3 separate regions of the Homo sapiens genome follow, and regions 1 and 3 are each linked to region 2. A link is a loop called in an ENCODE intact Hi-C map of the cell type or tissue named here. Cell type or tissue: ascending aorta. All regions are shown on one strand. Region 1 overlaps TMEM131L (transmembrane 131 like). Region 2 holds the start of TMEM131L (transmembrane 131 like). Region 3 has its middle 61 kb from the start of TRIM2.

Region 1 (8,000 bases), 91 kb after region 2:
ATAATAGTAGTAGTAAGTATAGCTATTAGGATAATAATTCCAGTTCATAGGTTCCTGGCTGTCTAAAATATTTACTCTTCAGTAACGTAAAAAAATCCTATAGTCGATGCACATGGGGGTATGTTTACAGTTGTCCCTCGTTATCCACATGGGATTGGATCCAGGACCCCCATGGATACCAAAAGCTAAGGATGCTCAAGTCCTTGGCATAGTATTTACACACAACCTCCCATATACTTTAGATTATCTCTAGAGGCCGGGCACGGTGGTTTATGCCTGTAATCCCAGCACTTTGGGAGACTGAGGCAGGAGGATCACTTGAGGCCAAGAGTTCAAGACCAGCCTGCGCAACACTGTGAGACCCTGTCTCCATAAAATTTTTTTTAAAAATTAGCTAAGCATGGTGGTGCACACCTGTACTTCCAGCTACTCATGAGGCTGAGGCAGGAGGATCACTTGAGTCCAGGAGTTCAAGGTTACTGTGAGCTATGATCATGCCACTGCACTCCAGCCTAGATGACAGAGTGAGACCTTGTCTCAAAAAAACAAAAACAAAAAAAACTCTAGTTTACTTATAATGACTAATATAGTGTAAATACTATGTAAATAGTTATACTGTATCTCTTTTTTCTTGTGTTGTTATTTTTTGTGTTTTTTTTTTTCCCTCAAACACTTTCAATCAAGGTTGGTTGAATCTGCAGATATGGAGAGCCAACTGTATATGATACACTTTTGTTAATTAGCAATATACATTAATCTCTGGTCCTAATAGTCGCATGCTGAGAGAATGCTGAAAGTCTTTGATTTGAAAGGATTTCTGATTTTTAGATGGAATCACCTTTGGAGGACTTAGTTACGTTTATATAATACTTTATGGTTCCCAAAGTGTAATCATGTCCGTTGTCATTTGAGTTTTATATCAGTCCAGTGAAGACAGGCATTATCTGAGTCTGTGTGTATCGTTTTCAAATATCTCTTTGTTTGAGCATGTACTACAAATGTGTTCATACATTTGTTGCTGAGAAGGAATGCCATTTGCTCAAGGTCATTTCACTACAAGTGGTAGAATAAATCTTCTGATTTCTAAGAGCACTCATAATGCTATTTTTCTTGTTAGTGAGATCTGGAATATGATTATGAGAATTAGTCATTTTGCTGAAGTTAAAAAAAAAAAAAACCTCAGAACAAACTTTAGCCTAAATTAGAACACATTTAAGATTAGTTGAGTTTTACCTTATGTCTGACAAATGGTCTAATATATAGACATTAGAGTAAAACTTTAGCCTGAGGGTTCTCCTCCTGATTTCTTCGCTGTCCCAGTTCAGCTTTTGCTATGGTTTATTTTGATGTTGGCCTCGAGCAAATCCCAACCCTCTTCATAGCTTTGATTTTCCTGGGGGGTTGTAAAATCGGGATCTTGTTACTCGGTTGCCTTCTGCCTACTTCTTAGGGCTTATGTGAAGGGTTAATATTCTGTTGGTCCTGAGATAAAAAGTGCTAATCATTCATAGAGATTTTAATCATTCTTTTGTAGTGTTAAATTAACAGAGTATCTTCCAGTTGTCACTAGTGAAGGAAATTTATATCCTCATAACACTTTTAAAAATAGAATCTAAAAAATAGAATAAAAATAGCAGTGGTGACTAGGCTTCAGCTGGCATTCTCTGTTAGGTCTGGAGAGATTTCTGGTGGTGCAGTCACTGGCTCTGTAGCATTGCTGTTTTGCATTCTTATTTTCTCATGTATTTCTCTGATAGACATTTGTATTCTTAGAAACCTTGTATTTCAATTATGTACATGGGATATAAAGCTTTGAGGATAAGTATTAATAACTTTGATGATTGATATTATTTACTTGAAACCCAAAACCTCAGAAGTCCTTATTTATTTAATTTTAATTGTGGGAAGAAAGGCAGATACAAGCCCACTGCTCTGAGGTAAGGCTTTTCTGAAGTGACCCTTTATGTGTATGGTAGTGTTGAACATTTTTTAAAAAAATGGTATTACTTAAGAACACTTTGAAAAATCAGGATTTTAATCACATTGATGTTGGTATTTTATTTGTAATGGGATGTGAAGAACTACGTTTTGAAATACACATTGGATATATTAAACCTTTCGTTAAGACTAGTGATTAAAAGGAAGGGTGAAAGCCAAAAGAAAAATTCCAAGGATTTGATGGTAGTAATACAGTATTTTGGAAATCTCATTGTATATAAGAGAAGCAACATCCATTTCATGTTTCCTAAAGGATACATTTTTAATATCAAAGATTTTACCTAATTTTACGGAATTCATTCATTATGCTGATATTTTTCCAATTTTATTCCAATTATAGATATAATTCATTCAGCTTAAATTAGAATATAATTTTATTTCTAGGCCATCCGAATGACAGCTGTATATTTGGCTCTCTCTGCCACTGAGGCTATTAAAACTGAAGAAATGACTTTAGTGAAATTTTTGCTGGCTCCCTGTTCATTGCAACATAATTGAACAAGACTGAATTTGGTCTTGAGCAGTAGGAATCAGAGTTAAGTGATTAGAGGGAGCATTGTAGGTGGCTCCAGGTAGGTGGGCCTGAGCCCAGCTCCTTTCCTCTTGGCAATTCCTTTATCAGAGCCGAGACATTGGAGGTGGAGAGTGCTGCTGAAAAGAATGGGTATCAAACCCTTCATGAATTAGTGTATTTGCCACGGAGCAGGGATTCTTACTCTGAGGTTTGTGGAAGGTTTTGAAGCTGTGTATGAAACTTTTCGTAAGTGTATGTTTGTGGAGGGAAGAGCCAGAGCTTTCATCAGAGTTTTTGGAAAGGCTCATAATTTAAATGGATGAGAACCTCTGCTGCAAAGTGCTGCCGGATTTTCAGTTTTCTCAAAAGAATAGCCTTTAGCCATAATTAAGTTTTCCTTTTCTAAGACCTAATAAAATAACATCTCTTTGTGAGCTGAAAATACATACCTCCCCAAAAAGTCTCTTTTACTCAGAAAACATAACCCTAAGAAAAATTGGGTTTTTCTGTGAGTACAGTTTCTTACCTAAACATATTTTCGTTTGTTTCAATATTTTCGAATGAATATTTCAGTGAATTTTCATTCATACTTTCATTGAATTATTCAACATATTTTCATTGAATTAGAGACCCAGGTCCGAGAAGTGCCAGTGAGTGCCTACATGTGTTTTGTTTTGTTTTTTTGCAAGCATTTTAATGGCCTAGATGGGTTAAATTTTTCTAACACTGAAACCAATGGAGTGCTACTGTGGGTTGGCCTAAGCCTTATAAAATAAAGTTGTTTTTTGTTTTATGACTTTTGACTGTTGTGAATTGAATGCTTTATTACCAACACGATTGGATAATTTAACTTTGTGATGAACAGCAACAGCTTTCTGGGTTTAAAAATCTGTGTGTATATATATAATAATACATATATATGTATGGTAATATTTATAACCACACAATACATTGATTTTTCTCTTTGTTTCTCCTCCTAGGTTCCTGGGACATCCTGTAGCAAAGATTCTCCATGCTTACAACCCTAGTAGGGACAGCGAGGTTGTGGTGAATTCAGTGTTTGCAGCTGCTGGACATTTCCATGTACCGCCAGTTCCCTGCAGGGTGGGTGTTGATGGACTCCTGGAAACTATGCCGTGGCAGGCAGCCAGGTTTTCTTGCTTTCTTTGGCCTGAAGTTTTTACTTTCTGCTCCCTGTCTCCCGCTTTTTCTGGTACCCAAACCTTTTCCTTCTGTGTGTTTACCTTAGCATTTACTTTTCCAGTTGCTCATTTTTATAATTTTGGTGGCTCTTGATATCTACTGGGGCCGGGGGGAGGTGGGGGGTTGGGGGAGAGTTTGAAGGCTCTCAGCTGTGTAGTAATGTATGTATATTTAACATGGCTCTATTGTGACTAAGGAAAGTTTATATTACTTGTCTTGAAATGACTCCAAATTCTGAGGCATTTAGTAACTAATACAAGTTTATGGTTGAGACCTCTTCCATCTCTCAAGCCTACTAGGAAAGTTAGGTCTCCTTTCTAAATCCAGAACTGCAAGGTATAGTGAATGGCTCCTTGTAAAGCTGATTGGCACCATAACACAGAGCTCAAACTTAGTCTTCTAATAGTTTTAATTTCAGTGGTCTTTAACATTTAGTGAAGATCCTAATTGCTAGTAGGCTTTTATTTATTTTGCTTACTATGTCTGCCTGATATTATGTACTTAAAAAAAAAACTAGGACTAAGGATATGTTGTAAGGGGAAGCCCAATATTTGGTTTATGACAGTCTGTCTGGGTAAACGTTGTTCCTGATTTTTATTACATATCAACATGTTTGCACGTTGGTTATTGTCTATATTTAAGTAGAGATAGAACTGTGTTAGCTAAAGACAGTTGGACCTGTGGAGGTGGAAGAGGAGGGGAAGGAAAGATGTGAGACTCACAGCTCCAGTCTGAAGCGAAAGGATTCATCCTAAGTTAGTGGTAATATTTGCTATATCTAAGAGCAGATAATTGGATGCTGATCAGTTTGGGGATTCTTAGGGATTCATAATACTGATAAGGGTGCACAATATACAAATGTCTGTTAACAGAAATTGTCAAAAAAAGAAAGTCTGTGAAAGACAGTTTATCAAAGGAGGCCATTCCAAGTGGCTGACTGGGGACCTTTCTTTCAGGTAATTCCAGCAATGGGGAAAACTTCCTTCAGAATTATTTTCTTACCTACTGAAGAAGGAAGCATTGAAAGTTCCTTATTTATTAATACCTCTTCGTATGGAGTCCTTTCCTATCATGTGAGTAACTTTTTCCTTTTGTCACAACTTTGGTTGGTGACTTAACTGTAGGGGTGTGTGTGTATATTTTTAAAAAGACTTTTGGAAATGTTGTCACCTGGTTTATGTCGTTAAAATACAAGACTGTTAGTGATGTTAAAATCATCAGCATTCACCCTTTTCTGCCTGACATGCCACAGTTGGCTGGCTTTCCTACTGATGACGGAGCTATAGTCCTACTGTGGGTCTTTGGAGGATACTAGAACAAAGCAAAGCAATCTGTCACACAGTTTCCCATCATAAAATACAGAAGGCTTTCAAAACTCATGGCTCTCACCTCACGGGCGTTCAGAAGGAGGTGCTCTAAGGACAGTCTCTAGTGATTTTGCCTACCTTCCCTCTTTGGCTCAGGAATATTTCTAATTAGGAGACATTGATTGTGTGCTTGGAGGCTGGTTCCAAGGGAGCTCACTATTCATATCAAGGTACCAGGAAGGGAGCTTGAAGAATCTTGTTGCTATTCTCAGAAATAGGAATCTTTACCTTAAATGGTACCTGATATGGCATTTAACAAGATCTGGCATCAAGTAATTTAAGTTCCAAGATCAGTAATTTTTGTGGTTATTTCTTACTGGATTCCATTAAAGAGGTCCCATATCAGAAGAGTTGCCTACTTGTGAACAGATTTGCTACAGTGAGGAACATTCAGCTTAAATACAGCATTCTAATCTGTTTCATTTTTTATTTTTTAGTTTTTGAGGCAGGGTCTCACTTTGTTGCCCAGGCTGGAGTGCAGTGGTGTGATCAGGCTGACTGCAGCCACCTCCCAGGCACAAGCGATTCTCCTGCCTCAGCCTCCCACCACTGCCTGGCTAATTTTTGTATTTTTAGCAGAAACAGGCTTTCACCATGTTGGCCAGGCTGGTCTCAAACTCCTGTCCTCAAATGATCCACCTCCCTGGGCCTCCCAAAGTGTTGGGATTACAGGCGTGAGCCACCGTGCTCAGCCAGCATTCTGCATTTCTGAAACATTCATTGTGTTTTTTGTAGACAAAGATAAATAAAATAATTGGATTAGTAGAGTCTTGAAGGCCATGCTGATGAATACAGATTTCCTTTGGAGACGTGCTTTAGCATTATGGCAAATGTGTTTTAAAACTCTTAACAGAGGAGCAATTCTCTCTCTTTTTCCGCAGGTATCTGGAATTGGCACTCGTAGAATCTCTACAGAAGGGTCTGCAAAGCAGCTACCAAATGCTTATTTTCTGCTTCCAAAGGTCCAGAGCATTCAGCTGTCTCAAATGCAGGTCATTTTAATAGATTTACTTTGAATGCTGGTGGCCACCAAACTTTGTAACCTTCTCAGAATTGGTTATTTTACTATTTTCTGCTTTTTGAAAAAATTATATAGAAGTAATATACATATATAAAATATCAGTGGATTCCACCTAACTTCTTTTTAATGGCTGTGGAGTTCACAGTGTTGATATTCCAGAGTTTGCTTAATCTTATTGTTGGTCTTTTGAAATGTTTCCTGTTTTTCACTGTTATTACCGTTAGGCCATATACCTATTTTATAAGTTTCTTTAATTTTCCTTCTGAATCCTCTGTTTCCTTGGGGCATGTTTCATAAAGAGGAGAGATTCTTTAGTTAAAGACTGTGAACGATTTTGTAGAGCTTGTTAAATCTTACCAGCTTGCTTTTCAGGGAGGCAGCCCCCATGGTCACAAGTAATAACAGGCCCCTAAGGATGTCCTGCTTTTAGCCCTGCCCGGATGGGGCTTGGTGGGAAGAACTATTTCTGATGTTATAGTAGATGTATAATGATAAGTTTAAATTCTTTTAATATACATTTCATGAATCATTTTATAGGGTTGGCTACTTTTTCCCTTTGATTATCCATATTTCCTTGTAACTGGATAATTTTATAATTGAGAAAAGCTCTTGAACCAATATATTATGAAACTTACCTCTTCTTTCTGATTGGTAAATAAAGAACATTGCTTAGAATTTGTAGTCAGTACCATTAGTACCTGGGGCTTTCATTCATTCAGCGGTTTTCCTGAGCCTCTGCTTTGTGCCAGGCCTTGGTCTAGAGTTTGTATCTGCGTAGAGCCTACATTCCAGTTGGGGAGAAGAACCAAATTAATTTACCTCTAGGATTATATCTGGAATCTTTATCACCAAGTACATAATTCTTAGGGATCTTAAATCATATTTTTATTTTTATAAAATGGAAAAGCCCCTCCTTGCAGAATTTTAAGGAAGACTTCTTTTAATTTGCAAATTTATATTTGGTTTAAATCCTAAAACCAGGGGGCATGTGTTGAAAGGTTTTAAGCAGGAGACTGATACTGATGTGCTGTGGCTTGCATTTTTGGAGGGCCAGATGCCTCATCAGTGGAGATCTAAATATTGGAATAGAGACAGGTATTCAGAATACCTTAGTTATTGGGGGTTAATGTAAGGATAAGTGGAATGAAGGGAGAGAGGAAACTGACTCTGCAGGCCTCCTAGAGAGCTAGAACAGCGTACCCATTCTCTCATCCCCCTGGCCTGGCAGATCCTGCGTACTTCTCATGATGCCCACTGCCCTTTACCACACCCAGGACATCCTCATCTCTCTGATGGCCAACTGATAGTATCCCATTAACTGCCAGGATCTACTTTAGTCCCTTCCTACCTCTTTCCAAAAAATTCAAGTTGGACCCCATTAGTCCCCTGCTTGAAACCCTTCAGTGCATTCCCATAGGTCTTAGAATTTAAACCAAATCCCGCTTATGGCTGTAAGACCTGCGTGGTGTGGCTGCTGTCTCTCTTCAGCCCCAGTGCTCACCACCTGTTCTTGGTCTCTAGTTCATGGCCACAAGAGCCTTCCCCCGCTCACTTGTGCAATGCCGTTTTCCCTCCTGCCACAGGTCCCTTGTGTCTGCAATGTTCTCAACCTCCACCTCCAATTTTCTCCAAATTAACCCTTATTTCATCCTTCCTTTTTCAACTCACACTTGAGCTCTTCAGGGACTTTTGCGTCTCTCCCCATCCTAATTTCTGCTCCCATATTTATCTAGACTTCCGCTCCCATACTTATATCCATTAAATAATCACATGCCCACATGATGTAATTGCTTCACTATTCTTTTCATCACCCATGGAATGGAAGCTCCATGAGAACAGGGACCATCTGATTGAGCTTCCCGTTGTACTCCCTGCACCTCACCTGGGAAGCAGTGGT
Region 2 (8,000 bases):
AATACCCAGCCATCCCATTACTGGGTATATACCGAAAGGATTATAAATCATGCTGGTATAAAGACACATGCACACGTATGTTTATTGCGGCACTATTCACAATAGCAAAGACTGGGAACCAACCCAAATGTCCATCAATGATAGACTGGATCAAGAAAATGTGGTACATATACACCATGGAATACTATGCAGCCATAAAAAAGGATGAGTTCATGTCCTTTGTAAGGACATGGATGAAGCTGGAAACCATCATTCTGAGTAAACTATCACAAGGACAGAAAACCAAACACTGCATGTTCTCACTTATAGGTGGGAAATGAACAATGAGAACACTTGGACACAGTGTGGGGAACATCACACACTGGGGCCTGTCGTGGGGTGGGGGGAGGGGGGAGGGATAGCATTAGGAGATATACCTAACGTAAATGACAAGTTAACAGGTGCAGCACACCAACATGGCACATGTATACATATGTAACTAACCTGCACGTTGTGCACATGTACCCTAGAACTTAAAGTATAATAAAGTAAAAATAAAAAAATTTTTTGTCTTTCATTTTCAAACTTTAAACTTTTTCAGACTTTCAAACTTTTCACAAAGTTAAAGTTCTAATTTAATCAATTTATTTTTAAATTACAGTAAAACTTACTCTTTATTTTACAGTTTTATGAATATTTTTTAAAATAGAGAATAAACTGTGAATACTGCTGCTACTCACCCAAAATTACATTACAGTCCCATAACAGAAAAGGTCAGTTGTTTAACACAACAGAGTTTGAGAAAGGAGAGAATCCTTATCCTTATCCAATGCATTTAATTGAGGCATTATAAGATGAGATGGAATAAAGTTATAGTAAGAAGGGTCCTCTAGAGGTTGGGTGTGGTGGTTCACACTTGTAATCCCATCACTTTGGGAGGCCAAGGCAGGAGGATTGCTTAAACCTAACAATTCAAGACCAGATCCTATGTCAAAAAGAAAAGAAAAATAAATAAGTAAATAAATAAATAAATAAAAGCCAGTAGAGATTTAGCCATTCATAGGTCTTTTTTTTTAAAAAAAACAAAACCATTTTATCTTATATGAATCTAACTTAACATTGATATACTCCACTAAGACATCACCTTAATGCCTCTTCCACACTTTAGTTGTGCGTATATAATTTTCTTTTCTTTTTTTTTTGGAGACAGGGTCTCACTCAGTCACCTAGGCTGGAGTGCAGTGGTGCAATCTTGGCTCACTGAAGCCTTGAACTCCTAGGCTCAAGCAATCCTCCCACCTCAGCCTCCTGAGTAGCTGGGAATACAGACTACAGGTGTGTGCCACCATGCTCGGCTCTTTAAAAAAATTTTTGGGCCAGGTGCGGTGGCTCACGCCTGTAATCCCAGCACTTTGGGAGGCTGAAGTGGGTGGATCACGAGGTCAGGAGTTCAAGACAAGTCTGACCAACATGGTGAAACCCGGTCTCTACTAAAAATACACACACACACACAAAAAGCCAGGCATGATGGTGGGCGCCTGTAATCCCAGCTACTCAGGAGGCTGAGGCAGGAGAAATGCTTGAACCCAGGAAGCAGAGGTTGCAGTGAGCTGAGATCACGCCACTGCACTCGAGCCTGGGTAACAGAGTGAGGCTCCATCTCAAACAAACAAACAAATAAACAAAAATTTATAAAGACAAAGTCTCACTATGTTGCCCAGGCTGGTCTTGAACTCCTGGGCTCAAGCAATCCTCCTACCTTGGCCTCCCAAAATATTGGAATTACAGGCCTGAGCCACCTTGCCTGGCCTATAATTTTCATATTGAGTTAATTTGTGTTTACATTAATTTTTTTTCAGTTAACATTATTTCATATATACTTCTCCATAACTCTGCCACTAAAAGCAGCTCTGGCTGGACAGGGTGGCTTGCACTTGTAATTCCAGCACTTTGGGAGGCTGAGGTGGGTATATTGTTTGAGCCCAAGAGTTCAAGACCAGCCTGGGCAACATGGTGAAACCATGTCTCTACAAAAATACAAAAATCAGCCAGGTGTGGTGGCCTGCCTCTGTGGTCCCAGCTGCTTGGGAGGCTGAGGCAGGAGTATTGTTTGAGCCAAGGAGGCAGAAGTTGCCGTGAGCCAAGATTGGGCCACTGCCTTTCAGACTGGGTGAAAGAGTGAGATCAGAGTAGTAATGAAGAAAAAGGCTAGGTATGGGAAATAGTACAGAGTAGGGCACCATAGGACTAATTCATAGATTTAAAGGGTGTAAAGGAAAGATGAATTAAATATGACTCCTTGGCTTTTTAGAGAAAATTATTATTAGTGTTTAGATCTAGGTATTTCCCACACCTAGCCTTTTTCTTCATCACTACCCTTGTCTCAAAACAATTTATAAATAAAAATTTTTAAAGGAGTTCTATAACTTGGATTTTAAAATTCTCTATGGGCTTTGGTTTCTTCTGTAAAATGAGGCAGTTGGGCTATTAAATGATTTCTAAAAAATTTCCAGCTCTAATATTCTGTGACAATATCTAGGATTGACAAGGGGAATAATGGAAATATAGCACAAATGACACAGGAGTCTTCTTTGAAGAACAAGGTTACTCCAAAACATGGATGCTGCTTAATGGGCCATAACTTTCCTGTTGTCCATGAGTCAGCATGAAAAATAACTCCAGAGGAGGCTAAGTAGGTCAGATTTATCTAAGAAGACAGCTGTGTAATCCCGTATCCCTCTCCAACCCCATGGCACAGCAGATACATGCTTTTGGCTCTGTGAACAACAGTCAAATAGCATTACCCATTTTGTAAAGTCCACAAGACCACAACTTGAAAAATCAAGCTGGCCTTACAAAGTCTAGAAAAAGCTATAGCAGTATTTACATATGGTCCATAGCAATGTTAGTCTATCTTTTAAGTCATTTCCATTGATGCTGTGATACTCGTTAATGTGGGAAAGACTTTATTAGTAAAAGAGTAAAGTAATTTAAATGTTAGCAAAAAAGTTTTGTATCACAACTTTGAATCTGTTTAACAAAACCGGTTAGGCTGTTAATGTTTGCTTGCTTTCCTTTATACGTATTATACTCATATGAGGACTTAAAATTACATTCTGTAAATAAATAGGCCCATGAGAGAACTTTCATTTAGAAGCAAACTTTGAAGGTGCAGTTACTGCTTAAGTGGGCTGTGCAAATATTCCTGTCACTGGAGGTCCCTTTAACTGCGTGGGGGACCTTCAGAATCCAAGGGGCAAATAGAAACTTGGAGAAGTGAAGAGAAAAAAAGGGCACATTGAGATGGCACTGGAGATCCTTGCTAAATAAAGGAAGATGTTGGCAAGGAATACAGAAAAAAGTATGAAACAGAGACTACTGGAGGTATTCAAGTTGGAAAATGCAAAGTGTCCCTTTTTTTTTTTCACATCAACAACTTACGTTTATGCTAATCTACTTAAATGTTAAGTCTGGCCAAGCAATTAGACTATTTAACCTTGTTTGGAGTTAAATGCAGACAGTGTGTGAGACTGTGTTCACAGTACTGTATTACGTCTTTAGGAAAGAGGATCTAGATTTCATTTTGTCCTTCTCAGGATTGTGTCTGCTATGCAAGCACTGGTTTTCTATAGTCTGGCTTGTAAGGCACAAGGAGCAATTAAACAGAGGATTAAGGTAAACAGGTGTGTCCCATCACTTCCCCTCTTCATACTATATTGTTCATATTCTCTGAATTTCATACAAGCTACAGTGGAAGCAGTAAGTTAACTTTAAAAAATCATAAGATTGCCCATACTTCTAGGTTATGCAAATTGATTTCTGAATAAGCCCTTGTTTGCGACATCGCTGGTAAAGGCAGGATGTTAACTTAAAGAGATGCCAGATTTTGGACTTGTTAGTTATAGGCATCAAAACCTGGAACTAGGAAATGTATTTCCACGTATTACTTCCATTATCCTACTAATGTTAGAAACAGGCAACTAACCACATCCTCGACCCCAACCATATTTCAGGAGAGGCTGGCTGAATTTTGCAATATGATTCCAAAAGGGAGTATTTGCAGGGTCTTTGAAGCTATAAATCCCCTAGGAAGAGTCTTCCCCACCTGTCAGGACCTGGACAGTGTCCACAGAGGGTGCCGGGCGCACTACCGCCACGCGGCGCTGAGGTCTGCCTCTCGGGTTTTGGGAGAGCTCTTTTTATTCTAAATTACAGACTTTGCAGCCACCGGATATCCTCGCTGCATAACTGGCAGTGGCCATGTGGCTGCACTCGCGTTTCCTGACAACCACTGCATTATTTCCACTAATATCCTGTGTCCAAGGCCTCTCGCTTGGCGACTCCTCGTTCCCACCTCCACCGCCACCTCTTCCCTCGAGGGTAATCTCTCGACCGTGGCCCAAGCGCCTCGACAAAGCGGCAACCACCCAAAAGTTCATGAAAATGCACTTGGCAAAAGTGGGCCGCTAGTCCCCGCGGACAGCTCTAAGCGACCCCGTCCCAGCCGAGGAAAGCGCCCGGGCCCCGCAGAGTGCGCGCTGCGGGGCGGGCCCGCGGCCATGTGCTCCGCGCCGGGGCGGGGCACCCGCGGGTTCGCATTGTCCACTTTCCCCCGCACCCCGCCGCGTTCCGTCCCTCCCTATCTGCGGCGCACACGCGCTCAGAGCAAGCGGCGCGCCCGGGTCTGGAGCTGCAGCAGCTGCGGCAGCGGCGGGGGTGGTGCGGCGCGGGGCGGGGCGGGGCGGGGCGGGGCGGGGCGGGGCGGCACGGGGGCGGGCCCGGGGCGAGGCAGCTGGGGCGCCAGCGAGCTAGCGGCGAGCGCGGCGAGCAACGGAGAGGAGCGCGAGCAGCAGCATGGCGGGGCTCCGACGCCCGCAGCCCGGCTGCTACTGCCGCACCGCGGCGGCCGTGAACCTCCTGCTGGGCGTCTTCCAGGTCCTGCTGCCCTGCTGTCGCCCGGGAGGGGCTCAGGGACAAGGTCAGCCTTGCGCCGCTGGGCTCGCTCTGCCTCTCCACCCCGCCCCCGCTCTTTCTTTTAGGGAACTGCTGAAATCTATAAGAGGGCGAGGGGAGGAAAGGGAAAGGGGCAGGAGGAGGAAGGAAAGCTGTTGCGATTCTCCGCTGATAACATTTTCTGACCACAGCGTCCCGTCCCGCGCCTCTCTGCCCCGTACAGCTGGAGAGCGGGGCAGTCGCGGGGCTTGGGGACCGCTAGCCGCTCGCGCCCTGGAGCCTTTGTGCGCGGGCCCCTGCGCCCCGGGCGCAGCCCCCGCTTTGTGTGGCGCGCGCGGGTGCCCCGCAGCGGCCCGGCTTCCTGCAGCTTTGTTCCCCCGAGCCTGGCCGCCCAGGGTCCACACTCCAGATGCTCGGGCTGCGGAGCCCGGAGTGCCTCGTGGGGTGTCTTCACTCCCACTTCGTCCCCCCACCCCCAGCACGAGCACCCCGAGCCTGCCTGCACGCTGTCGCCTTCGCGTCCGAGGGGCCGCCGGCTCACACCCCACCCATTGTATTTTTATCCTTGGCTCGCCCCTGGGATGGCCTCTGTTCCCAGGAGGAAAAAGAGACGTGTTTTGGTGAGGCGGGGGGCACGGAGGGACGGTAGGGGAAACAGGAAGCGTTTCTTTAGCGTGCATTAAAAACGTGGTGTATTTTTTGGTGTTCCTGCAGCGATTGAGCCGTTGCCGAACGTGGTGGAGCTGTGGCAGGCAGAAGAAGGGGAACTCCTGCTGCCCACTCAGGTGAGGACGACCAGGTGACAGGGCGGCTGTGGGTGTACGAGGGAGGAGAGGCGGGGAGGCCCCCGGTCCTCCCCACCCCCTGTCCAAGCGGCACAGGCGTTCGGGCCACTTTGCAAGGCAAATAAACGTTAGGGGCCGAGCCTGAACACCTGGCAACGGTGGCCTTCCCGGCTCCTCCCACGCCATGTGACAGGGCCTGAGGCAGGCCGGCCCCAAGTTCAGAAGGTGGGAACCCAGGCCACCTCAGCAGGGAAGCGGCCAGCGGTCTGTTCGGCCGTGGGTGTCCTGGGTGCACACTGTTCCCTAAGTGAGCTGGTGCTGTGTGGATGGCAAGTGGCTAAGAGGTTGAGGACAACAGGAGTATTGATTTCATAAATGTTAGAGTGGTATTTGCCATTAGCGTTAAGTAGCTTTGGGATGGAGATGTGACTCTCAAGGATTGTCATCTTGGATTTTCTCCAAGTGCCCTTAATTCCTGTTAAAATACACCCACTTAAGAACTTGAATTTCTGGTTTTTTTCTCTGTATGATGATATGATGATTGCGTGTAGAAAAATAATTACTGACGTTTTATTGGGAATCTGTAGCATCATAGAGGGTTTATTGCTGCAACAGATACAGTACTGCAAAGCTTTTAACTTTTACAAGAAATTCCCATTGACTGTGAAGTGTGCACATTTAAATATAATGTTGTTGACTGCCTTTCACCAGTAACGGTAGTGATCCAAAATGCATTTTTTGGGTGGGAGTGGCTTGAATTATAAGGAAATATTTAGCTTGTGTGCAGTACTTTTTAAGATGTTCATTACTTCCCACGGTGGTGGCAGCACTTAATTCTGTGTTGTGTCTTGCGGCTGTTTAGAAAAACAGGATGTCTAGCTATAACTTTACCGGAGAGGCTGTCCAGTTTTACATTTCAGTTTTCTCCCTCCTATGTGAAACATTCAGAGTGCTGGTTTTGAGATATTTAGAATATTCATTTTGATCAGGGCTAATGAATAACAGCTTCAAGGCAGAGAGGTGATTTTAGAGGAGAATTTTCCTGGACCCTCCTTGAAGGCCAGCAGCCTGAATGAGACAGGTCTTTTGAGAAAGGGCCCCATCAGGATGAGGAGCAGATAGTTTTTCCTTCTCCTAAAAATTTATTCCCAAATGGATTTTTTCCCCGATTTTAAATAATATACATGTGTTTTTGAAGGTTTGGAAGATACAGAAATATAAAAAGAACAAAATAGAAATCCGTCGTATTCCTACTGCAAGAACGACATTTAACGCGATGTATTTATTTTAAAAAAATTATGTTTTTGTATATCAGAGTTGTTCAACAGTGGCACTGGTGACATTTTGGGCTACAGAGTTCTTTGTTGTGGGGGCTGTCCTGTGCACTGTGAGATGTTGAGCAGTTAGCATCCCTTGCCTCTACCCACTAGATGCCAGTGGCACTCACTGCTGCTTCCCCCTCTCCCCCACCCCCTCCTGATTTTGACAACTAAAAATGTTTCCAGACATTGCTAGATGTCCCTGGGGAGCAAAACTGCCCTGGTTGAGAAGCACTGGTGTATATCTATGTATATGTATTTGCATTTTTGCTCAATTATAGTTTCTATCTCTTACTGGCTAGTGTTGGAAGCCAACCCAGACTAAAAGGAAAGTAAATTATAGGTGATTGAGTCTAGTAGTATATACTCTCATTTGTTAGAGCGTTAGTTGAAGATTTAGTAGGTGTGCTCAGAGATGGAAATGTCAAGGCCTAAATGATTATTTGATTTATGGGCTCAAAAGTTATTTTATACAATTCTTAATTTCTGGTTTATTTGTATAATACAATTTGTTTTGATAATAGATGTCAGAATTCAGAAGCTGTCTGGGATATTCAGTATAGAGGGATTTATAGCTAAGCTATTTTAATCAAAGCTATAATGAAAGTGAAACTGGTTTTCAAAATAATTTTCTAAATACTTCATCCATATCTCTACGTATACCTTTTAGAAACTATCTTGCCCTGCTTATACCTGGGCCCAAGGGTAAGGGAGACACACACACACACACACACACACACGTGTGTATGTGTGTGTATATATATCTCATAAGCTACAGAGAGTTTTGAAGAAAGTTATTTTAAGTGAATTATTTTCAAAGTATTTTGAATTTTTTCAGCAAAAATTCCCTCATATGTGTCAAACGGAGTCTGTTGAAAAGAGAATATTTATAGGTGTTAATTTAAATTTGAGGGTTTTCTGCTTAATTAACCAGTACATTGGGTTTCTTTCATGCAGGAAGACT
Region 3 (8,000 bases), 320 kb before region 2:
GGCAGACCCACCCTCAATGTGGATGGGCTCCATCTAATCAGCCGTCAGCGTGTCTAGGATAAAAGCAGGGAGAAAAACATGGAAGGGATAGACAGGCTGAGTCTTCCAGACTTCATATTTCTCCCGTGCTGGATGCTTCCTGCCCTCGAACATCAGGCTCCAAGTTCTTTTGGACTCTTGAACTTACACCAGTGGTTTGCCAGGGGCTATTGGGCCTTTGGCCACAGACTGAAGGCTGCACTGTCAGCCTTCCTACTTTTGAGGTTTTGGGACTCAGACTGGCTTCCTTGCTCCTCAGCTTGCAGATGGCCTATTGTGGGACCTTGTGATTGTGTGAGTCAATACTCCTTAATAAACTCCCTTTTATATATACATCTATCCTATTAATTCTGTCCCTCTAGAGAACCCTGACTAATACAGGCCCCCTCCCCCCATGCCCACCCACCTGACCCCTCTTGTCCAGTCCAGACTGGCCTCAGCTTGTAGAAGTGTGAATGAGGCTGAAGTGGGGGATGGAATGGGTGGGGAACATTTGGTACAAGCCTCTAGAATGTTTCAGTGTGGCCATAAAGTCACAGTACCTAAGTATAAGTCAGTGAAAAGTTTGGATAAGCACGTTTTTATCACAGTTTTTAATGGTGGTAAAATATACATAAAACTTACCATCTTCACCATTCTTAAGCATACGGTTGCATGGCACTAAATACGTTCACATTGTTGTGCAACCATCATCACCATCCATCTCCAGAAAGACATGTTTTTGTTGGGGTTGTTGGAGACAGGGAATAGAGGATGACAAAATGTCATAAAACCACATAATGAATGTTCATATGACCAGGAAAGATTGAGGTTTAACAGGAATTCAGGGGAAGGCCCTGCTCAGCAGAAAGAAGCTACCATGGAGTTCTGAGCAACAGTGAGACTGTGACCTCAGTCCCCCGGGATGCGGCAGCCCTTACCAGGCCGCTGCTGCCTGCACTCCCCATTAAAGCTGTGGCTACTTTGGGCAAAATGAAGGGAACAAAAAGTTGGGTTTTTGCTTCTGGTCCTTTGCCACACTCCTTGTCTCTTGTCTCTTCCCCACTTCCCTGACGTTCTTTTTCTTTTCTTTTCTTTTCTTTGAGATAGGGTCACCCAGGCTGGAGCACAGTGGTGCAATCTCGGCTCACTGCAACCTCTGCCTCCAGGCTCAGATGATCCTCCCAGCTCAGCCTCCTGAGTAGCTGGGACCACAGGTGTATGCCATCACATCCAGCTAGTTTTTAATTTTTTTTTAAAGACAGGGTTTCCCTATGTTGCCCAGGCTGGTCTCAAACTCCTGGGCTCAAGCCATCCTCCCACCTCAGCCTCCCAAAGTCCTGGAATTATAGGCACGAACCACTGTGCCTGGCCTCCCTGTTGCTCCTGACTCTAAGGCCATGCTCTCCTCAGCCTTTTATTAGGTGCCACGTGGGGACTTAATTCCTGCTTTGATTGGCAATCCTGGTGGCCTTTGGTACGGCAGTGCTTCTCATTCTCAACCTGAAGGCCCAGCTGCCCCCAGCCCACAGTCCTGGCTTTTCCCTGGGTGGTGCAGTATGAGAGCCTAAGCATTAGAACCACACAGCCTGGTTCAAAGAGTGGCCACACCACTGCTCTGTGACCCTGGGCAAGTCCTCCTGTCTCCCCATCTGTAAAATAGGAATAAGATACCTGCCTACTAGAGTGTGGGGCAGCTCAAAAAAAAAGACATGCATAGAGGAGCTGGGTAGGTGCTTGCAAAAATCCCAGTTCCCCTTGCGGAACCAGCCAGCCAGTGACAGACCACACTGCTGTTCAAATACTTTTCTTTCTTTTCCTCTTTCTTTCTTTCTGTTTTCTTTCTTTCTCTTTCTTTCTCCTTCTTTCCTTCTTTCTCTTTCTTTCTTTCTTTTTCTTTCTTTCTTCTTTTCCTTCCTTCCTTCCCTCCCTCCCTCCCTCCCTTCATTCCTTCCTTCCTACCTTCCCTCCCTCCCTCCCTCCCTCCTCCCTTCCCTTCCCTTCCCTTTCTTTCTTTTTTTTTTTTGCTTTAACAGAGTCTTGCTCTGTAGTCCACACTGGAGCGCAGTGATACATCTCAGCTCACTGAAACCTCTGCCTCCTGGGTTCAAGTGATTCTTCTGCCTCAGCCTCCAGAGTAGCTGGGATTACAGGCATGTGCTACCATGCCCGGCTAATATGTATTTTTAGTAGAGACAGGGTTTTGCCATGTTGGCCAGGCTAGTCTCGGAATCCTGACCTCAGGTGATCCACCCGCCTTGGCCTCCCAAAGTGCCGGGATTACAGGCATGAACCACCATGCCCAGCCTCTTTCTTTCTATTTCAAAAAAAAAATTGTTGACAATATATTAGACCCATGCTATGTGCTTTTGTGCTTCAAGAATGAGAAGGGGCAACATTTTAAGAGAAAGCATGAGACAAGTGCACAGGGAAAACAATGGAGCCCTGTGCACAGGTGTGCAGCCAGCAGCTGCCAGGCAGCCACAGAAATGAAGAGGAGGTGGAAGGGCTCTAGGCTTCTCCAAAGGAGCTGCCTGCTTTGGTCTGCGAAAGGGAGATTTCCGACTGAGGGTGCCCAAGATTTTAACTGATGGGTGGGAAAGCAAAGTGTGAATCTCCAAACCCACAACTTTCCCACTTCTGCAAGGAGTTCTCTCCTCCTCTGTGTCAGCCCTGAGAGACAAAGAGTGGCAGGAATTTCAGGGCAGGTGGAGGGTGGTTCATTTACAGAAAAGAGCTTTCATGATCTCCGGTTGGATTAGGGTAAGGTAGTAATGAATGACTGTTGTTTGGATGAAATACTGGAATGATTTCAACTGTGGTAGACAGGTTTGACTTGAGAAGAGTATGGAGAACTGGTTAAGAACAGACTTGGCCAGCCATGGTGGCTCACGCCTGTAATCCCAGCACTTTGGGAGGCCGAGGCAGGCAGATCACTTGAGTTCAGGAGTTCAAGACCAGCCTGGGCAACATGGCGAAACCCCGTCTCTACTAAAAACACAAAAATTAGCCGGGTGTGTTGACACACACCTGTAATCCCCACTACTCAGTGACTGAGGCACGAGAATTGCTTGAACCTGGGATGCGGAGGTTGCAGTGAGCTGAGATGGCGCCACTGCACTCTAGCCTGGGCAACAGAGGAAGACCTTGTCTCAAAAAATAAATAAATAAAATAAATAAATAAATAAATAAATAAATAAAAATTTTTTAAAAAAATTACAAATGAAAGTGATTTGCACAAAATACAAAAGGAAATTGAAACCAGGCTGGCCTATAAGAGAAAGGTAGTTTATTGACTTAATGGTAACTAAAACTCTAAAGGTAATAATTTCAGGTGACATTTGATCCAGCAGCTCAAAAAATGTCACCAACAGCCTGCCTTCTGTCCTCAATCTGCTTTATATGGTGTTGGCTTTATCCACAGATTCCACAAGGTGGCCCCAGAGGCTGCTCCAGGATCTCGATTACTGGAAAAAGGCTGTAGCTGCTCCAAAATTCACCATTCGGGTAAAAAGGGTGGTCTCTTTTTCAGAGCTACTATAAAATAGGTTTATTCTTCCCAAAAGCCCCGGCAAATGTCCTCCTGGCTTGTTGCCTCTGATTTGGTAGTGCCAGTCTCCAAACCAGTCCATTTGGCTTGGGGCCATGGTGGGTGTGCCCATTGGTTTAAGCCAGCCAGAAACCACTCCAGGCACTTGGGGAGGGTTCAGTCCCACTCAAGCCAAATTCACTCTTGAAATCTGTGTTCTTGTATCCAGGAGAGAATATAGATGCAGGGTATCAAATAGCCAATGTGTACTACATTACATTTTAAGAGAAGCCACCAAATTTATACAATTTGTGCTTACAGATTTCTATACAAAGACAAGAGAAATGCCTGATTCTTGTGTGTGTGTTTTGTTGTTGTTATTTTTTGTTTTGTTTTTTTCCTGTTGATCGATCACAATAACCAGGAAGGATTTTGGCATTTGGCATTTTTGCACCTTGGTTCTGACCTGGAAAGGAGGAGGGTGTGGCATTTATAGATAAGTAACTGAAGACCAAGGTCAAATGAATGGATGATGTAATTCATTCCCTAAACAGAGAAACGTCTGGTGCCTTCCTGGCCTCAGTCCTCTCCGAAGGGGCTGTTGGCTCCAGCCCAAAGGCCTCTGCATTCTTTGGCTTCCATTGATTTCTCACCTGATTCCAATCACATTGCCCTCTGACTAATACTATGTTTTAATGCTTAGACGAATTATGTATGCATTAAAAGGAAAACCTTGGATTTAAGCCTTGAGGTGAAATAGGATGCTTAGTCTGTGGTAACAAAAGAAGACTGGAAATGGAAGGAGATCAGCGAGGTCAGACACAGCAGCCCACAGACGCAGCCCTTGGCTGCTGAATGTCCTCCATCTCAGCCCATATGGTGACACTCTTGAGTGCACACTGGGCATGCAGCCCAGATAAATGCAGCCAGGATAAGTGGTTTCTATAACATAATGGGGTTAAATGAAAGATTTCTAACTCTCCCACTTTCATTTGTGGCTCAGAAAAGATTTTAGTAATGAAATCGAAGGTAATCAGAGATCAGCTGGAGGAAAGATGTATAATCAGATTTTCCAGTGTTCAGATTTGCTCTGGGGGAGGGGTTATGCATTTATTCAACAAATATTTCTTAAAGGCCCAGTATGTGCCAGGTATGGGTACAATGGTGGCCTGTCCACTTGGGTTTACGGTCTAGCACAAGGGAGCTAGGTAATCATCAAATACCTATGCAAGCCCACCTACAGTAAGTGCTATCGGTTAAAATATAGACATATTTAGGCATGTTAAGAAAGTCTCACGTGAATTTTGTGAATTAAATGTGTAGAGAAACTCCCAATATAGAGCATCTTAAACTGCTGAATGAAGTATTTAAAAAAGACTGTTTTGCCAATTTTGTTGTTATAATTTACATACAATGAAATTCGCTGATTTTAACTGTACAATTCAATGAGTATTGACAAATGTATAGAGTCCTGTCACTGCCACCACATCATGACATAGCACACGTCCATCACTCCTGAAGTTCCCTTGTACCCCTTTACAGCCAGTCCCTTCCCGCTACCTTCTGACCCCAGGCATCCACTGATCTGCCTCCTGTTTCGCTTTTTCTAAAATTTCCTATAAATTAAATCATATGTAGTCTGTCATGTAACATGGTGCTTCTGAGATTTCTTCTTGTGATGCATGTCAGGAGTCTGTGTATTTCTCTTGGTAAGTAGTATTCTACAGAGTGGATATACCACGATTTGTTTTATTAATTCACCAATTCATGGACATTTGAGTTCATTCTGGTTTTTAGCTATTATGAATAAAGTTGATATAAATATTCACCTACAAGTCTTTGGGTAGACATATGTTTTTACTTTTCTTAGGTAGATACCTAGGAGTGGAATGGCTGGGTATGGTAAGCAGAGCTCTAAAAATGACTCCTAGTGACCTAGCCCTCTGATAATCACTACCTCTTTGATTATGGGTCAAATTTATGATTATAAAACTTAAGCTATCGCTCCCATGATTATCTTACAGGGTAAAGCAAGATTATCTGAGGGAATCTAATCTAATCATGTGAGCCCTTTAAATGCTGGCAAGAAAAAAAGAAAGTCAGAGAGATTTGAAGCACAGGGGGGATTCAATGCATCCGTACTGGCTTGAAGATGAAGGACTCCCCTAAGAAGGAATGTGGGTGGCCTTAGCAGCTGAGAGAGGCCCCAGCTGACAGCTAGCAAGAAAATGATGACTGCAGGCCAGGTGCGGTGGCTCACGTCTTTAATCTCAGCACTTTGGGAGGCCAAGGCAGGCTGATCACCTGAGGTCGGGAGTTCAAGACCAGCCTGACCAACATGGAGAAACCCCATCTCTACTAAAAATACAAAATTAGCCAGGCATGGTGGCGTATGTCTGTAATCCCAGCTACTTGGGAGGCTGAGGCAGGAGAATCACTTGAACCTGGAAGGCGGAAGTTGTGGTGAGCCGAGATCGTGCCATTGCACTCCAGCCTGGGCAGCAGGAGTGACATTCCATCTCAAAAAAAAAAAAAAAAAAAGGGAAAATGGTGACTGCAGTCCTGCAACTTCAAGGAACTGGATTCTGCCAACAGCCTGAATGAACTTGGAGGTGGATTTCATCCTACAGCCTCCAGAAGATAATTCAGCCCAGTCAACACCTTCAAGTCCATCCTGTGATACCATGAGCAGAAAACCCGCCACAATGTTCAAGCCTGCTGACCTATAGAACCATGAGAACTGTGAGCTAACAAATAAATGTAGTTATAAGCCACTGTTTGTGATGATTTGTTACAACGATAGAAAACTAATATATATGGTATGTGTATGTTTAACTTCATAAGAAACCTGCTCAATTGTTTCCAAAAGCAGCTACACCATTTTACACTTCTACCAGCAATGTAGGAGAGTTCCAGTTGTTCCACATTCTTGACAATACTTGATATTGTCAGTCTTTTTGATTTTTAACCATTCTCATATAGTGGCATTTCATTGTGGTTTTAATTTGCATTTCCCTAATGACTAATAGTGTTAGGCATCTTTTCATATGCTTATTTGCTATCCCTGTATATCTTTTTTTTTTTTTCTTCAGACAAGTCTTGCTCTGTTGCTCGGGCTGAAGTGCAGTGGCATGATCATAGCTCACTGTAACCTTGAACTCCCTGACTCAAGAGATCTTCCCATCTCAGCCTCCCTAGTAGCTGGGACTACCGCCGTGCACCACAAGGCCCAGCTAATTTTATTTTTTATATTTGTAGAGACGGAGCCTCACTATGTTGCCTAGGCTAGTCTCAAACTCCTGGGCTCAAGCAATCACCCTGACTTAGCCTCCCAAGGCACTGGGATTACAGGCATGAGCCACCATGCCTGTTCATTCTTTAGTAAAATGTCTGTCCAAATCTTTAGCCCACTTTTTAAATTGGATTATTTGTCTTATTATTTCAAAGCTCTGCTTGGCTGATGGTAAAGTTAATAAAAGACAGAACTGGCTGGGCGCAGTGGCTCACGTCTGTAATCCCAGTACTTTGGGAGGCCGAGGTGTGTAGATCACCTGAGGTCAGGAGTTTGAGACCAGCCTGGCCAACCTAGTGAAACCCCGTCTCTACCAAAATACAAAAATTAGCTGGGCATGATGGCATGCACCTGTAATCCTAGCTACTCCAGAGGCTGAGGCAGGAGAATTGCTTGAACCTGGGAGATGGAGGTTGCAGTGAGCTGAGATCACGCCACTGCACTCCAGCCTGGTCGATGGAGCGGGACTCTATCTCCAAAAAAAAAAAAGAAGAATAAGAAGAAGGCCGAACTGTAAGAAAGCTTGATTGCAGGAGGGAAACAGGGTAGAGCAGGCCTTTTTATGGGTGGGGGTGGAGAATGTCTGCCAACCCTCCATGGCTTACGGTTTGAATTTGAATGAGCCACATACAAGGGAAGAAGATAAAAAGCCTGGGGCTTGAGCAGGGCTGGAGGCCAGATAAGAGATGCCCAATCTGAAGCCAGAACCCCTGAAAAGCAACACAATGATTATACAAGGGAAAAATGTACCTACATAACACCATGTTACCTATCTCAGGCTTGGCTCTGGGTGAAGTATGGAGAAATGCTCAGAACTGCCCAACCATATGCTCCAACTCACAAGTGTGTGAACCTGAAATGTACACTTGCTACTGGGCTTGAAAGCTTTAAACATAAAATTTATTTTAAAGTGGTTTCATGTGGGAAGTGTCTCAATCTTCCTAATTCACCTACCTGGGCATTGCACTTTAACACAGAGTTCCCACAGGATAAAGCTTCCAGATACAAGAATTCACCATAAATAAAAACCACTAAATAAACAGGAAAATAAGACATGAGTAAGTGTCAGCTGAGACAAAAAGCTGCTGACTTAAACCTGCAAAGGCTGAATACTAGAGTGATCGGTATGGAATATTAAATAAGTGTGTTTGACATTTTGTA

The links. Peaks named below come from ENCODE experiments on the same cell type or tissue, not always from the same donor. Only the 100,000 strongest peaks of a DNase experiment are listed, where the experiment ranks them.
Region 1: a loop joins it to region 2, with 2.6 times the contacts of the local background. A loop is called at or near these places in 20 of 110 quality-filtered maps.
Region 3: it touches region 2 in a loop (2.6-fold over the local background); 7 of 110 quality-filtered maps call a loop at or near these places.

Annotation. Positions count from the first base shown.
Region 1 is chr4:153,552,295-153,560,294 of GRCh38, forward strand. It overlaps TMEM131L (transmembrane 131 like), which reads left to right. Exons shown (of 35, transcript NM_001131007.2): 5 at 3,493-3,616; 6 at 4,672-4,788; 7 at 5,964-6,074. Among named protein-coding and RNA genes, the nearest start is that of TMEM131L, 90 kb to the left of the region's middle. In ascending aorta, no CTCF peak of the experiment used is centred here; a DNase peak (open chromatin) is centred at 3,647; H3K4me3 peaks cover 1,496 bases; H3K27ac peaks cover 6,037 bases.
Region 2 is chr4:153,461,565-153,469,564 of GRCh38, forward strand. It overlaps TMEM131L (transmembrane 131 like), which reads left to right and starts at 4,796. Exons shown (of 35, transcript NM_001131007.2): 1 at 4,796-4,957; 2 at 5,647-5,717. The coding sequence starts at 4,834. RefSeq lists enhancers at 4,257-4,436, 5,807-6,472, 5,967-6,056, 6,427-6,486, 7,738-8,000 and silencers at 4,477-4,626, 4,667-4,766, 5,137-5,496. In ascending aorta, CTCF peaks have their summits at 4,145 and 5,010; DNase peaks (open chromatin) are centred at 4,267, 4,657, 4,807, 5,878 and 1 weaker place; H3K4me3 peaks cover 4,453 bases; H3K27ac peaks cover 2,388 bases.
Region 3 is chr4:153,139,677-153,147,676 of GRCh38, forward strand. No RefSeq gene overlaps it. Among named protein-coding and RNA genes, the nearest start is that of TRIM2, 61 kb to the right of the region's middle. In ascending aorta, a CTCF peak has its summit at 3,462 (motif pointing right); a DNase peak (open chromatin) is centred at 3,635; H3K4me3 peaks cover 377 bases.